2 separate regions of the Homo sapiens genome follow, and region 1 is linked to region 2. A link is a loop called in an ENCODE intact Hi-C map of the cell type or tissue named here. Cell type or tissue: PC-3. All regions are shown on one strand. Links, peaks and the distances in the headings refer to the core of each region. The heading gives the core; the rest is flanking DNA.

Region 1 (8,474 bases), core at 2,024-7,023, 65 kb before region 2:
ATAATAAAATAATTTTTTAAAGCTCTAATTAATTTATTACTAGCTACTGAAAATCATTTATAAAAATATTAATATTTTGAGAAAGGCATTAAAAATGGACTAAAATGTAAATTTCAAAAATATGCTCTCTTTAATCTGTGTAAGTGCTTAATTTTTTATATGCAAATATTAACACTGCAATTTGATCTTCAAATACTATCCTTGACTTTTTCTCCCAATTCTTCACTAAATATGAATGCAAACCAAATCCTGAAGGATTTGCATTAAAAAATCTTAATGCAGAATTTTCATCACTCAGGGCTAATTCTGTCTGAAGGACATCTCAAGTTTGTTTCCAGCACATTTAAAATTGAAGAACAAAGTGATAGATAGTCAAATGCCATTACTAGAGTTTGGAAAATATTGAATTTGAATTTTTTCCTTGTAGTATAAATGAGAATGGGTAAAAGAAAATGATATGGCATAGAGCCAGGAGAGAGAAATCTTTGTTATGAAGAAGAGATTCCAAAGACAAAAATATACACAATGAGTGAGGCCATACACTGAGAAAAAGAGAGGAGGAGAAGTAAAGTTTAAAAAAAAAAAAAGAGAGAGAGAGACTAAGGTAGATTGTTTGCAAAATAGCCACAATAATTCAGTTCCTGGTATCTGTACTTTTGGGTACTCTTTACCCACATAAACTTGGGTTTAGCCATGTGATTTTCTTTGCTCAATGAGACAAAAGCAAACACTAGAGGAAGAGATTTTAACCATGTCTGCTCTTGGGGTCCCCCTTTCTTTCTGTGATTATAATCCTTAGTGACCACTAAGTGAACAAGACTGTGCTAATCTGAGGGAGAATGAGGGGCCATGTGGAGAACTGAGGTGCTTCAGCCAATAATCCCCAATTATCTGCCAACAGCTAGACACATATGTGAGGCCATTCTAGATTGTCCAACAGCCAGCTGACCACAGTCACATGGGAGAGGCCAGCAGAGATCACCCACCAGAAGTACTGCCTGTTCAACCACAGAACCACGAACTAAAGTGACTGAGGTGTTTTCAATCACTAAGTTTTGGGATAGTTTGATATAGAACATAAATTAATGGATACAATGAACAATAAATGGAAATGAGAGACTGTCTCTTTTGATGAGAAATCAAACAAGTTAAGCTTATTTATTTTTCTACTTGCTGGTTTAGTTTAGATGTTGGCTTCAGAATTGGTGACTATTTCACTACACTTTGAAATATGCATTAGTTTAATAAGTTCAATTCATCATAAGTTTGTTTTTACCCTGAAAATTATATTTGTTGAAAATTCTAAAAATAACAGCACACTCCCACCACCTACCCCCAGTTGAAGGAGGGTAGCAGGATGGACGGAGAAACATCTTGAAATTGCTCTTTAGATAGAAATAGATCACAGTGTTATTACCTGCATACAAGATAGAGTCAAATTAAAGATTAGGCATTATATTCTATGACTATGAGATTCTCAGTACAAGGTATCTTTTAGAGACAAAAGATGAGGTAATTTTTATCATGTAAATATTATTTAATAGTTTTACTTACATGTTATTGGATATACTTTATTTGATTCTACATTAAATTCAACAGGTATTTATTAAAGTCATTTTAATGTGCTTGACATTTTACTAACATTTACGTTTTCTACCCATTTTGAGTTTTAATATACAAAGCTCTCACAAAAAAACTATTTGTTTATTTTTATGTCAGCCCCGGGCCTCATAATTATCTGGAACAGCTGTAACAGATCTGCTTTCACTGGTCATTAAATCGTATTGTAAGCTGTGGATCCCTTCTTTCTGAACACCAAAGGTCTGTACCATCTCTTTTCTTTGGTTTTTCTAGCTTTTGATTAATTGAAAAAGAAAATATATCTTAACATTTTTATTGTGTTTATAAGGAAAAATACCAATTCATAACTCCTTTTTGGAAGGACAGAGATATATATACTGTGACCGTCAGAGTATAATTGCATCAAACCTATAAGCAACTAGTTAAGTTGGCAATTTAAAACACAGTAAAGGTTTGTTAATGTAGCACTCAGGTGGTGAAGCATTTATTGAATTGCATAGTTTTAAGTTTTCAAACGATGTATTGTTACATTAGTTTACAAAGAAAACAGAAATTCAAGTGAATGATGTCATATGACTATCAAATTATATGTATTGGCATATATACAGAGGCATATAAATCTATTAGAAAGTATAAAAGTTATTTTAATTGTAAGAATTATACAAATGACAACTATCCAAAGGTTTGTTTCTCATAGCCGGCATCTTGTTAAAATAATTTGAAATGTTTGTTGGCATATGTGCAATACCTTGCTCAATTATTTTTCAAATTTAGCAGTACTCTTTGGAAGCTTATCTATCAACGGAGTTAAGACAGTTAATATTTATCAACCTTTTATTGGAAAATTTCAAACATGTAAATATTGAGTAACTCATATGCTAGTTACAATGAAGGATACGGAATGTAGGCTTTAAAGTGGGCAGCAATAAGCCAAGCGAAAATTGGATTTTCTGTTTCTAAAAAGACTTCATGCTTATATATCACAGGATATATAAGCATGGAATGACTACAACTTACCAAGAATTTTCTAATTCTTGATCTTTTTCTATAAGTCAGTTTGCCATGCAAATGTATGTTTTTTTCAATATCCAAGATGAATGTGTAAAATAGGCTATGTCGAAAGAGCATGATTCATCTATCGATCTATCTCTCTATATATAATTTTTATTTTATTTTTTGAGACGGAGTCTCACTCTGTTGTCCAGGCTGGAGTGCAGTGGTGCAGTCTTGGCTCACTGCAACCCCCACCTCCTGGATTCAAGCGATTCTCGTGCCTCAGCCTCCCGAGTAGCTGGGATTACAGTCACGTGCCACCACGCCAGGCTAATTTTTTGCATTTTTAGTAGAGATGGGGTTTCGCCATGTTGGGCAGGCTGGTCTCAAAACTCCTGAGTGATCCACTTGCCTTGGCCTCCCAAAGTGCTGAGATTACAGGTGCAAGCTACCATGCCCAGCCAACTCATCTATATTTAATAGTAATTATCAATAACTAAAATTCCAAATAATTTCCATCGTGGTAATAAGTTTGCTTTATATCATTTCAATATTTGTAAATTGGATTCAACATTTTCTCCCTTATGCAATGTAAGATTTATGTTCACTTCACTTATATATATTGTCCACCTAATCACTATTCAAAACACCAGAGTTAGATATTGATTTAGATATAAATATGATAACTAAAATTTTTATGTAAACATTTGTATCATCAGATAATGATAGATATACCTGTATGACAGATTAGAGATAAACAGATAGATAGATAGACAGATCGACCAATTGATCTATACTGCTCCTTTTGTCCAAGGAGACCAAAAATTTGGACAGTTTTGAAAAGCGTATGTTGCATGTTTTCCCTTCGTTTTGAAAGTTTATGCTTTCAATAATCATTACTCTTTTAACTGAAGTTAGAATTTGAAAAATAGGATGTAAGTAACTTACCAAGACTCAAAATGCTACCAGAGGGCATAATGTAATCTCCAAGGCAAGTTCTAGTGGTCATAAAAGTCACAAAAGTCTTGCGAGTAGCCATTTCATCAATAGTGCATTTATTTATTTTACAGGTAGGAGAAATCGTTGTAATATTATATTTTGTCTGTATATTTTGTAATGTTTTGCTTAAATCAATTATATTCTAATAATCCTCTAATATACCAAACTGGATGCAATTGATATTGACAATAAAGTGTTGGCAAATTCTCCATTCATTTTTCAAACACAGATGAAATGTGAGATAGATGTTAGAGGTTTTAAAGCATTAATAAAGGAGAATTGGCTCTAGGAGAGAGAATGTAAAGTGATTTTTTATTATTATTACAAAGTCATAGGAATATTTCTCAATTCAGAATATTGAAAGTAATTTAATATATTATTTTTCATAGTTATCATAAATATAAATAATCTCATAACATTTATATTTAACAATAGCAAAAATGTCTTCATTTACAATTTTATCTTGACTTTGATATGACTCTTTTTTACCTTTAAATAAAGTCATCTAAAACACATTCATTTTGAGGAAACGTGTAATCTAAATAGCTTCCAGAATTTAAAAAGTAGCTAAACATTAACTCGTATTGTTAGCATATGTAAGAAAAAATATTACCTTAGAATTTCTACCTTCCTAGGATTTGGTGAGAGAATATATTTACATCCAGTAATGACTGTGAGAGTTTTCTCATTAAAAAAAAACAGGATTAAATGATAAAATAGTTTCATTTACCACCAGGGAGTTTTCTTAGATTTCTGATATTTAATTTGGCTTAATGGCTATATTGTGTTAACATTGCTATGCCAATGAATTTTTATACTATTGTAGTTAATAAAAGATAGAATCCTCCCAGCACTTTGGGAGGCCGTGGTGGGTGGATCACTTGATATCAGGAGTTCGAGACCAGCCTGGCTAACATGGCGAAACCCACCTCTAATAAAAATACAAAAATTAGCCAGGTATGGTGGCAGATGCCTGTAATCCCAGCTAATCGGGAGGCTGAGGTAGGAGAATAGCTTGAACTCAGGAGGCGGAGGTTGCAGTGAGCTAAGATCGTGCTTCTACACTCCAGCCTAGGCAACAGAGTGAGACTCCGTCTCAACAAAAAAGATAGAATCCGTAATTTGGTCTATTAAAAGGCACTGACCAACACAGAAAATTGTTTTATCTGTTCTTAAAAATTCATAAAACAAATGGTAGAAAAACTGGTTATAAAAAAAAGAAGGTAGAAAATATTTATTTTCTTATACTGCACAACTACTCCCAAACAAACTCCCTCTCTTAGTAGAATCAGTTGTAACTAAGAAGAGAAAACCAAGAAATCAAGGACTTACTATAATAAAAATCTGATGACTTCAAAATAGAAATGATTATGCCTAAATTTGATTAAATATAGACATAACAAAAGAGCTTATTCAAATATTGGCCCTTTAGACTTGGAGCTTTGCAAGTCTTTGAATAATAAAAATTACAGAAGTTCTGGAATCAGTTAGTACCATGATTTGAATCAATCAGAAATATATAGAAATTAAATTAATAACTATCGATATTATAGTATTTAATATAAGAAGAGCAAAGTGTGGCCATGCTTTATTAAGATGTATAGATTTCAAAAGAGAGAACATGTTATCCTATTATAAAGTTTAACTATTTGCAGATACATGTTGAATTGAGTAGTTATGTTAGGTTTCAAAAATGACACATTATTTAATTAATTGCATTTAAATCTATCAGGGCAGAAAACTTTTTTAAAATAAAAATGATTGGTTATTTATTATGCATAAACTAGGTGTTATGTAATAAACCATGTAAGTGCAATCTATTAGTACAATTAAGATGCCTTAGTGTGACAATCTCATTTTGGATTGATTAGCAGAACAGCTTCAGGTATTCTTTTTTAAAAATTTCAATCTATTTCAAATTCAAAAGTGCTTAAATTTAAAAAAGTCTTAGAGAAATTTGTTTTAAAGGAATCATTGTCTATCAAATAAGTAGAATTTAGGGTTGTATAGCTGTTCAGTATATTCTGAAATAAACTAAGTCAAATTATGAATAAAATTGGCCCACTGACATTGGCACATATTTCTGCATTTCACTTGTAGCAAGACAACCATTGGTACATGGTAAAAAGTAAGGAAAAAGTAAATGTTATTAGCAATGCTAGGTCAATGCAAAATGGCTTGTACCAGGTCCCAGTTAATTGACATAATGTAGATTTGAATGAAAACTCTAGAAACAAATTTTTAATTTGACAATTATTCTTTTTCTTTCTTCATTCACTTTTACTATAGCAAGGTTAAAATCTCAGAAATCTCAGAAGTCACTACTAAATAATTTATACGTGTAACCCAAAACCACCTGTACCTCAAAAACTACTGAATTTTTTTAATTGGCTAGCTAGAAAAGTAGTTAATACTAGCCCATAAATCTGGCTTCTTGATGTTTGTTTTTGGAAAATTAGCAATGAATGAACTTCCTGAGAGAATGAGTCATTCTTGGGAACATGGCAAATGTTCTTGCTTTTGCTCAGTTTAGTCAACGAAAGCATACTCTACTCTGTGCCTAAAGCAGCAATCAATTTAATTTTATGTGTCAATTCCATTAGAAAAGCGAACAAAACAAAAATAAAAAACATGTACACCGACAACTATCTGAACTTTGATAAGATAATGAAGTCGATGACATCTTAAATCTCTTTATCCAAAATGATTTGTAAAACTTGATAGGAATACTTACAAATAGAAAGAATATTCTAATGTTTCTATTGCTTACTTTTAAAATGTTTGGATTGCCTGTAAGTTATTAATTTCTCTCAAATTTACCTTCCTTGAATTACTCTCTTCTACTACAAACTAAGTAATATAGTCAAAACTGACCTCATCTTCTCCATCACCTTCACCTTACCTAAAATGCTAGAACCTATAGAATCATTCTAGATGGCTTCCTTTCAATCATTTCCTTCATTTCTATTCTCTCAACAAATGCTGTATGCTCTGGTCATTTACTGTCTATCATGTGCATCCCTACCTCTTTACTTTCACTGCCTATTCCTAAATTCAGAATTCAGACTATGATCTTTGCTTGGTTGTAACTTAGTGATTATTTTCCACTTGTCTAGAATGCACTTTCCAACTCTCCTTCATATAGCTAATTCCAACTCATCAAGCATGGTTCATAAAACATCTCCAAGAAGTCCTCCTTGACTTTTCCACGTGATAAATTTCTTTTCCATGCTTCCTTAATCCTCTATATCATAGTACTTATGCCATTGAACCGTAACTGTCAATTTATATAACCCTCTCCTATTTGCCTTGAAGGTAGATAGGGTCTATATTATTTTAATTTTAACTTCTTTTCCAAACAAATATAAGGCACTAAATGCTGTGAATATTTGTTCAATAAATACAGTTACCAAAAAATTTATTTAAGATTATCATAGCTATTAATATGTTGAATTCTGTGTCAAAAATGATATTAGATCTTTATTATTGCAGTTCATTATATTCCCTAGATGATGAACTAGGACTTTAAAAACAAGGGTAAATTAATTTTCAGTAGTCTAAAGTTTCATAAATTAAGCCTCATAAATGTCTACTTTGAAATGGGCTTATTATCCTAGGCTGTCAAAAGTAACATCAGAACACAAAAGTCATTCTATATGGTAAGTGAAATTAAGACATAACTTCACAAGATTCAGCATCTGTCTAGGGATACATATCATAGCTAATATCCTTAACTCCTCATAGGTCTTTAAAAATAAAACTCAACACGTATTTACCAAATACCTGCCCTTTGTGTATCATTCCATCAGTAAAAATTACAAACCATTTTTTAAATGGTCCACACACAATTGCAGCAGATCGCTGCACTGCCCATAGTAATATTTACAGCCATGGATCTTTAATTATTTTTCTTGTAATTTAAACTTCTGTGTTGCAAGAACAAGGAAGTGAACTCTATCAATTTTCCCGTTTGAAGGACCAGTCCTAATGAAGAATAATACTACTGGGTTTTTAATTACACATACTTTTTAAACATTTTAATGGTAGGTTTATTTAACTGGTATATAGCATTTTAAACAGTGTACATTTTTAAACTACTATTTGTTGGTGTTTCCAATTTAATAAATTGAATTTTGCACCATGGAAAAGCAATTTTGCAAACATCAGTAGCTTAAATCAAAAATAAATATGGTATAAAACGACATCACATAACTTCAAAATCGCTGCAAGTGATAATTTCAATCTGGAATTTGATCAAAGCTATTAGCTAATAAATTGATCATTAAACTGCTACTGGAGTCAGAGTATCAGAAAATGGACTAAAACTCCCTGTGAAACAATCTGTCAGAGTGTACAGTCAATGTTTTCATTTCATTCAGAAGCAGAATTTTTTCTGCCAATCAAGGATAATGGTTGGAGGGCTTTTTGGAGCAATAGGAAATCCTGTCACCATTTTCACAAGTGGAAAGTAATTGAATTAACCTCAAAATACTAACATTATTCTTCCTCATGTGCTGCTGAAAGAAATAGAATTACACTTCTAAAGAATACTGAAGTGTTTAAGGCAGGCTTAATGAGGGATCATAACTCTACACTAACCCTTAACTCCCAAGTCACGGGGAGAATATTGCATTCTATTGCAGTCTCAAATGCAAGCATTTTTCCCATATATAAAAGGAAGAAAGACTATAATAAACTAGTAATTTTATTTATATTTAAATAAAATTTAAATGTAAAAATAAAATTACATTAAAACAAATACATCTAAATAAAAATAAATAGTAATATATACATATAAATAATAAACTAATAAAAGCTTCATTTATGATTAATGAACTAATAAAATAGCAGAAAATTAAAATTTAATTTTTATTTTTAAAATAACATTTAGATTAAAAGCC
Region 2 (8,474 bases), core at 1,783-6,782:
GAAGGACCTTTAAATATATTTAAAAACAATTACATAAATTAGAAAGTATTATAAGATACTATAACACCATATCATTCATCTTTGTGATACATTTAAATTTTTTTCTACCAAAACCATACGAGATAGGAAGTGTTCATTAGTCCCTTTATAATGATGAGGAAAGGAAGCCTCAGTTCGATGATTTAGCAAGAATAAGACAGCATCAAATAAAATATACTGTAGATTCAAAAATTGTAAGTCTATACCCTTTCCACTACAGCATACTATCTCCTAATACAAGTTTCAGAAGTGTTTTGGAGAAACACTTCTGAAGCCTGGTAAGGAGAAGAAAGGAGCCCTACATTTCTATACTTGGAAAGGACCTGAAGTTCATAATAAACTTTGTGACTCAGTGTTAGGAAAAAAGCAATCAGGAGGAGTAAACAGCTATACACAATGCTGAGAGTACATTTCCTATTTGACTTTACTTCCACAGTGTATCTTAAAGCCCCTCTCCATTCCCATCATTTCCTGGGAAAGAACAAGTCAGGAGGGAAAGAGTCAGTGTCCTCAGCTGACCTCTGTTTTCACCCTCTTTTATTCTCATTTTCTTTGCTGCTGTTCTTTTCCGGTTCTGAAGTTGATCTGGCTACCTAAAATCACCCCTGGGACTTATTCTTAGGGATTCTGTTCCACCACTCTATCCTGTAAATAAAACCCCCTTTTTATTCTGGTTTCCCTAAATTAAAGCTCAAAACTCAGAGAAAACAAACCAAAAGTGCATAGAAATAGGTTTACATCAATAATATTTTAACTGACATTTAACTCCAGTTTAGCTACAGAATACTTGGCTGGCAGGCTCTGCTCTCTCCTGTGCAGTGCCCTAATTCCTCTCCTCTCCAATTGCCACAATCCCATGTTGCCTGAGAGCATCAGCTTCCCAGCGGAAAAACAGGTTGGAGAAAGAGGGCACATTGTCCAGGTGGCTAGTAAGCTATTTACTTAGTATTTCATTATTTCCTACATCATGGATTTCAACCAATTTTCAATACCTAGTAAGTTTAAAGTTTTTCTAAAAAATTCAAAGGTTATGTTTTATATTTATTGTGTTAAACAAAAATGAAACAAATATTGAAGGTACACAGAAGGCCAATGAATACATATCTTTCACTAAAAGTATGTTTTCTTTCCCCTTTTGGCTTAAGGTGAGGAAGAAATCAAAAGTATTTATCTGGAAGAGAAGTAGAAGAAGAGAAAAAGAGAGAAGGGGTGGTGCCAGCCTCACAAAGGGGTACACAGAATTAAGTAAAAACAGAAAGGGAGGAGGGGGTATAGTGATAACCCAGAAATGACAAGGATAACACAAGACAGATAGAAGGAGGAGGAGGAGAGGAAGAAGAGAAAGAGAAAGAGAAGGAAGAAAAACAAGAGGAAGGAAGTAGAGAAAAAGGTGGAGGAGAGAATGTAGATGAAAGAATTCAACTGATGTGTCAGGAGGGTGCCTGGAGGTCCCAGCTGTTTCACTAAATGCAGCACTGATGAGAAAGAAGGTGAATAGACAGAAAGCCCCAGCCTTTTCTCTAACATATGTTATGCTAAAGGGGCTATAAATAGTTGTCCAGGATTCCTCAGTTTCATGGGTATTCCTGCTTATCCCACCCCATCATCTTTTCCTTTGAAAAACACAGTTCTAAATCATTTTGTTTTATTCAGATACTCACTTGATGAGCACTTGTTGAATGCCTACTAAGTGTCAGGAACTGTGCATGGCACCAGATATCTTACCTGTTCATCTAAGGGAAGGCAAAGTGGGAGACTTTCTTTCACTTTCCAAGTAAACAACACATGCTGAGCTGATAGCTGCCTATAGGACACTGTTTAGTTTAACTTTAGGCAGTGTGGTCTGGCCTTAGTAATATTAGTTCTATTGTGCGTTACAAAGCTGGGCCTACAATTACCTTTGTTAGTACTGTTTATTTTGTGGATTTGGTCTGTTGTCTCCAAGGTGCCATCAGATAAAATTCCAACTTTCCTTAAAGTATAAACAAAATAATTCTTACAATAACTTACAAACATGAGAGACATCAATATTCTTTGCTCCTTCTAGTTATCTACTCTAATAAGAGCTGGTGTTCATTAAAGAAAATCTTTGCTTTTAAGTAAAAATCTGATGTTAAGGATCTCTCTTCATCTTAAGTTGTAATTTAACAATTAGCTCATGATTGCTTTTAGAATAAAAAAGAGAACAGCATAGATTAATTCTCTCTGAATCTCATCTGATTTACTGAGTAATTTATAAAAAGCTTCCTAAGGGTTAAGTATTCTGCACAGTAATCTGCATTATCTCATGTAATCCTTTCAAATTTTTGCAAATTATGTTTTACCACTTTAAAGATAAGAAAATGCATATTCAGAAAACCTAAGTAACTTGCTCATGCCATGCAGTCTGAAGCCAGATTCAAATTAGATATGCCTCATCCAAAGTCTAGGGGGTTTTAGGCCACTGAAATTCGAATGTAAGAGTGTTTTCTAATACCTGGGCTTAAACTAGCTGCTATGTTTCCTATGCCAAAGCTACAAACTAAATCCTTGAGCATAGCACAGTGATGGCTGAGAGTTTAGGTACCAAGGATGGTAGTGAAACACATTTCTAAGTCCCAGAAATCAGGCATGACAATAGATTTCTCTTTTATTTTTTCATACCAGTTGTGGAGGTAAGGTTACCAAGGCAAAGGAGCCCTATGGTTAGAATATCCTGAAATAGGTGTTAGAACTAGGGCTGAAAACTTCTCGAGTAATCAGTTGTCTTGGCCACCATAGGGCCATATGAAGGAAAGATATCAATTCTGCAGAGATGTCTTTTCTTGAAGTCATCACTGTTTTTGACCAAAAATGTTCTCTTAATATCAGAGACTGCAACACTTGGTGTAAATGTGGTATGGACATGTCCTGTTCATTCCTAGTCCAGAATATCCAGACTATAAAATATCCAGTCTTGTCACTATCATTCCTATCATGAGTGCAAAGAATAATGCTCACTTAAGACTAAGGAATTAATAATAACACTGATGTTTTCTCTTATGCCTCCAATGTTATTTAAGGCTTTACTGTGAAAAAAAATATCAAAATAACCATCATCCTTTGTATAAGGTACAGAGTATTACAAAGTGTCATATGTTACACTAGAAACTACTAACTTATGGCCCTGTCTATTAAAACCAAGAAAATAATCTAAATCTTCATTCTGCACCCTTTGGAAAATATTATAAATGGTATAATTTTAGTTTAGTTTTGTTTTTAACTCTCAGAGACTGAAATTATAAGACTTTAACACTGGGATGGCTATGTATGAAGGGGCATGCATGCATGCAAAGTGATATTTCTGGATTCCTGCAGACTAAATTCCTCTATTAAACCACAGAAGAGTTTTATATACAAAGATAAAGAAATACATCTTTGCACACACTCCCACTAAGAAGTCTCAATGATGATTCCTTTAAATGTCTTTGATGAAATAAAACTGACTGAGCAGATTGTTAGCAATAATTTTCACCAGTAACAACCAATTTCATGGTTTGGTGCTTTATTATGTGGTCATAGAACTGAGGCCACCAAGTGATCTCATCCCAAAAAGAAACAGAGGCCCTCTCTGTGTAATACTCTCAGCTCTGACTAGATGACAAATCTGACCTGGATAGCAAAACAACAATATGACAACATAATTTTTAAAGCATATTTCATTATGACATCATAGCTGTTGAATATATTTATTAACAAAGAACAGGCATTGATTATATATTATGTATAGAATACTTCCCTTGTAAAGCTGAAAAAATGATTTGATACACATAAATTTTCCACTCCAAAATTGACCCAGTTCATATATAAATTCACTGTTTATATATGAACTGTTTTTTCCTAACCCTGAGCTTCCCTCACCCTATTACCATACTAAAAGATAACTGTTTTCCCACTGTAAAATGCAACATCCAGATAAGAATTTAATAATTCATAGAAACATTTGGGGACTTTCATATATCCAGATGCACTGATGTGATACATGGACAATATTTGTCTGTAGCAAATATAAAAATGCAAATAATAGCACTCTAAAATTCATAGGAAGGCTCTCTCCACAGAAAGCATATTTTATATAAAGCAGACTCAACAAAACATATTGTAATTTCTCACAACTTATCCAGTGATATTTTTTATAATATAAACTATTTCTTAATAAATCCACCACTTAATTCTCACTGTCTCTCCCTGAAGCTCTGGGCACATAGGCTAGTGTTTCCTCCTGGGTCCTATTTAATCACTCTGCTTATGAATCATGTCTTATGACCAGTTTTTATTTATTAACACCCAGAGATGTGTGACTAATGTCACTATTGATAATACCAGGCTATTGGATGAGGAACCAAAGCTATGAGCTGGGTCAGGAAAAACTGGCTCAGTCACTACCTCATGTTTTATTTGCCTTGGGTATAAAATAAATACCATGGCCTCCAGAATGATCATTCAGAATATTTATTTAACATTGTGCTCTTTTAGAATTCTCTGTCAATTATTTTCTTGTAAATGGAATGAATTCTAAAATGTGTGTTGTAGAGTGAATACATGTAACAAATCGATATGTGTACACTACAGCAAAAAAAAAAAATATATAGGCCATGAATCTTGGAAAATTCACATACAATGTAATCATCTTCTGAGTTATTATAACTAGAGGTCAAAGATATGGAAGATGAAATTTGGAGTGAGTGCAATCTATCAAGATAAATCATATGTTTTATGCGATTTAAGAGCAACTTTATCCTGTCTTCTATATTAGCATTATCCTAGCACTTGTTGAAATATAAACTCATAACATTTTCAAGGTTTTTCTCTTTAGGACCTGTTTCCTTCCAATTTTCTCACTTTGTATCAGTCTGCAAAAACATTAATAATATAAATAGTTTTTAGGTGATAAGGTGCATTCACAGATATTGTTGTTTCACTTGATTATCTCAAAAACCCAGTAAAATGTACAGGCAAATTACCATTACTACCCCTATTTTCAAATAGAGGAAACTGAGATGCAGACAATTAATTATCATTATTATAAGTGGGGAGTACAGAGCTGGAGTAGAGGCCTCTGATTTCAAATCCTGAGCTCTCTGAACTATGATAAATCTGTATTTAATTGATTATAATACCCAATACAGATACACTAATTAACACTCTATCACAAGTTCTATCTGCATAAGTATATATTCCATGTTTAAATCTACATGTATAATGTTAACATATTTTAGGAATGCTCTTCTGCCATATCCATGCCTTTATTTAAATGTCTCTTCACCAACTATTCTAGGAGAACATTTTATGCTTAAGCAGCAATTCTCCTTGATTTCTGCAACTGCATTCTTGCTTATTGAGACTTCAAACACCTACCCCTGTCTGCCAAGCTCCCATGATTGAATTTCTGGGGCTTTCCATGTACATCGGTATTTCTTGCTCAACATAGGTCTTGGCTTATTTGTTTTTTCTTCTCTGAGCTCCATTATCAAGAAGCTTATTTTTGCCTTCCCTGTAACCTCATTAGTGCAGGATGGTGAAAGATAAGGAGAGAACAGATATCAACAGAAGGAAGTAGATGAATCCACCAGGACTTTTCTCCCTTCATTCTCTCTTTCCTTGGTTTCTGTCCTGAGGACCACAGTATTTTTCAAAGAAACCCTTGGGGAAGAATATTAAAATTTTGCATTAATCTCACCAATATTACCCTATTGAGCTGGGATAAAGTTAGCTATAATGCATAACTATTCATGAACTTTTAAATATTTGCCTGATACAGCCAAACTCAACTCAAATCTTGACTGAAAATTTTTACAAAGCAGGACAGCATCTTGCCATTTTAATCTTTGCTACATTTTTACTTATTAATGTAATTTACCTTGTAACTAGAAAATACATTAAAAGATTTATGTATTGCTTCAACAAGAGTAATTATCTCATCATTTTATCCACCAGGCTTGCCCTAAGCCAGTATATTTTCTTAATATTAGTGTGCAGTGAGATATTCAGTTAGAAGAGAGAGGGATTCAATATTACCCCATTGGGGCACAAGGCAGTAGGAAATCAACTAGAAAATATTCCACACCTCTTACTACCCTTGTACCTTGTCTCCTTCTCTCTCTCTCTCTCTCTCTCTCTCTCTCTGCCTTTTCTCCTCTTTAATCCTAATGATCCCTTCCTTTCCAGCTCTAGTTAAGAACATGTCATTCCCAGAAATAGTAATGGAGAATGAAGGGGAGAGGAAAAGGGCAAATCTCTGGACATTTTTTTTCTGAACATATTTTTATATAATTTAACTCACGCTCTGTATATGATAAACTTTCTCCTCCTCCTTGGGAAGAAACAATAGGCTTGTGTTTTCATCTTAAAAGTGAAGAATATGAGAAAAATGCCTGCCTTTCTCCCATACAGCTTAGATCATTAACTGTGAAAAGAATTTCTGAATTATTCTAGTAGGCTATCTCCAGGGAGCCTCCTGGATTTCCTTGCTAGTGGTCAGGCAGCGGTACAGAGATGCTATATGACATATACCTAGTGCCTCTTATATTGAAAGATTATATACTCATTTAAATATTAATTACTTAATTCACTCGCTACTGAACACTTGTCGTTACTGACATTAGTCAAGTCAGCAAAAGATTAATCTGTAATATCTTATTCCTAGTTTTTGAAGACTTCTAAAATATTCACTGAATTCCAGAGTCTAGAGAGATAAATGGGCTGTTCATATTGTATTGGTGGGACTGAATATCCCTCCTCTGACAGTATATATGCTCTTCTTTTCACTGAGGCCCCTGAGGTGCAGTAGGCATTTGCTGCTTCAGGTAGCATCTCCAGTGTGATCTCTTAACTGACTTTACTAACTAAATTGCACAAGTAGGAACATTCTATTTTCAGGTAACTCTCTCTATTCTGCCTTTGTATAAAAACATCATATTGTGCATTTTCAGCTGGTTCCATTAAATTCAAAGTTAAGGGAAATCCTGTGGGAGTTTTCAGTCTATTGTACATATAGATACTAGCGGTTTTACTCTCACACCATATGACACCACTCATAACATCAGTTACAATTATTTCTTTGAATATAAGTGACATAATAAAGATGAACTCGATAATAGTATTATGCATAACATTTACTTGTATCAGAGAACTTTGGTATTTTTTGATCAAATTATTAACTCTCTTATGAAATATTAAAATGTGACCTGTTGGAAAACACACTGATATTGAACCATGAAAACACAAGTACCCCAATAATAGGGTATAAAATGTTAATACTAGATATAACAGAATTGTAGCTTGCAAAAACTGGCAGCTTATCTACTTGTCTACATAAGAAAAACAATCAATTATATTTTTTTGCATTTTTATTTGTCCATATTCCATCACATCAAATTTGTACATGTTGACATCTTTGATGATAAACTTCTTAGAAATAGGCATTTTGATACATACCATGATACATCTTCCCAAGTTAAAAGATTAGTGTTAATTCTGGGCACTATATTTTAAACACTTTACCAATTTAGTATCAATGGATTTCTTAAATTTATATTATCTACTGGATAGTATTATAGGAAATCTATTTAAACTAAGAAAACATCCACTATTCTAAAAATGAAAAAATTTCTATAGTCAACATTTACTGAAGATTGTCCAATAAAAAGACAAAAAGGCCAAACGTGTCACATAAAATTGAGGACTCCCTTTTTGTTTCTCCTGATAAATATTCTACCTGTACTTAGAAAATACAAGCTTCTGTTCTTTCTACAGTGGGGGACAATTTAAAAGCTTACACAATTGAAAAATGATTCTTATGTAATCCTGAGTATTACATCTGCTATCTGTCTCAATGTGTCAATGGCTAGTGATAATAAATACTTCTTTGCTGACAATTTATTCCGAATTTATATTAAGTCAGCAAAGTCACTTTCTCTGAGCATGGTTTTGTTTATTATTTGTTTGTTTACAGGAGGAATTACCAAACCTATTCATGACTGGCTTGTATTGGTCCTGATGCAAAATCTATCTTTTAATCATTTATTTATGAGTATGATGTTGCTTTACAAGACAATTGTAGAATGAAATATTTAAACATTTGCTGTTAGATCTTCATTAAGGCAATATAAATTTACACTACAAATGCTAGTGAATACTAATACTTTAATCCATATTAGCCATTTTACAAGCATTGTCATAAACTATTTTCCTTTGCCACACATGAAAAAATTCTAATAATCAATTCAACTGGAAAACTAATTTATATTAGTTGTTAATCATTTTAATTACATGATGATGACAGTTATGGGTAGGGCATCATTTTTCTCCTCGGGATTTTTATTTTCTCCTCTTACCTCCATTATGGAAACAAAACAAAACAAAAACAAAAAGAACAAATTGCACCCCTATTTCTATAGCCCTTTCCCAGCATCCTT

Evidence for each region. Peaks named below come from ENCODE experiments on the same cell type or tissue, not always from the same donor. Only the 100,000 strongest peaks of a DNase experiment are listed, where the experiment ranks them.
Region 1: it touches region 2 in a loop (4-fold over the local background); 3 of 110 quality-filtered maps call a loop at or near these places.

The regions. Positions count from the first base shown.
Region 1 is chr7:83,573,885-83,582,358 of GRCh38, forward strand. The region is part of intron 1 of SEMA3E (semaphorin 3E); the gene reads right to left. Among named protein-coding and RNA genes, the nearest start is that of SEMA3E, 71 kb to the right of the region's middle. In PC-3, for the core only: no CTCF peak of the experiment used is centred there; no DNase peak of the experiment used is centred there.
Region 2 is chr7:83,639,568-83,648,041 of GRCh38, forward strand. The region is part of intron 1 of SEMA3E (semaphorin 3E); the gene reads right to left. Among named protein-coding and RNA genes, the nearest start is that of SEMA3E, 5.3 kb to the right of the region's middle. In PC-3, for the core only: no CTCF peak of the experiment used is centred there; a DNase peak (open chromatin) is centred at 4,394; H3K27ac peaks cover 1,118 bases.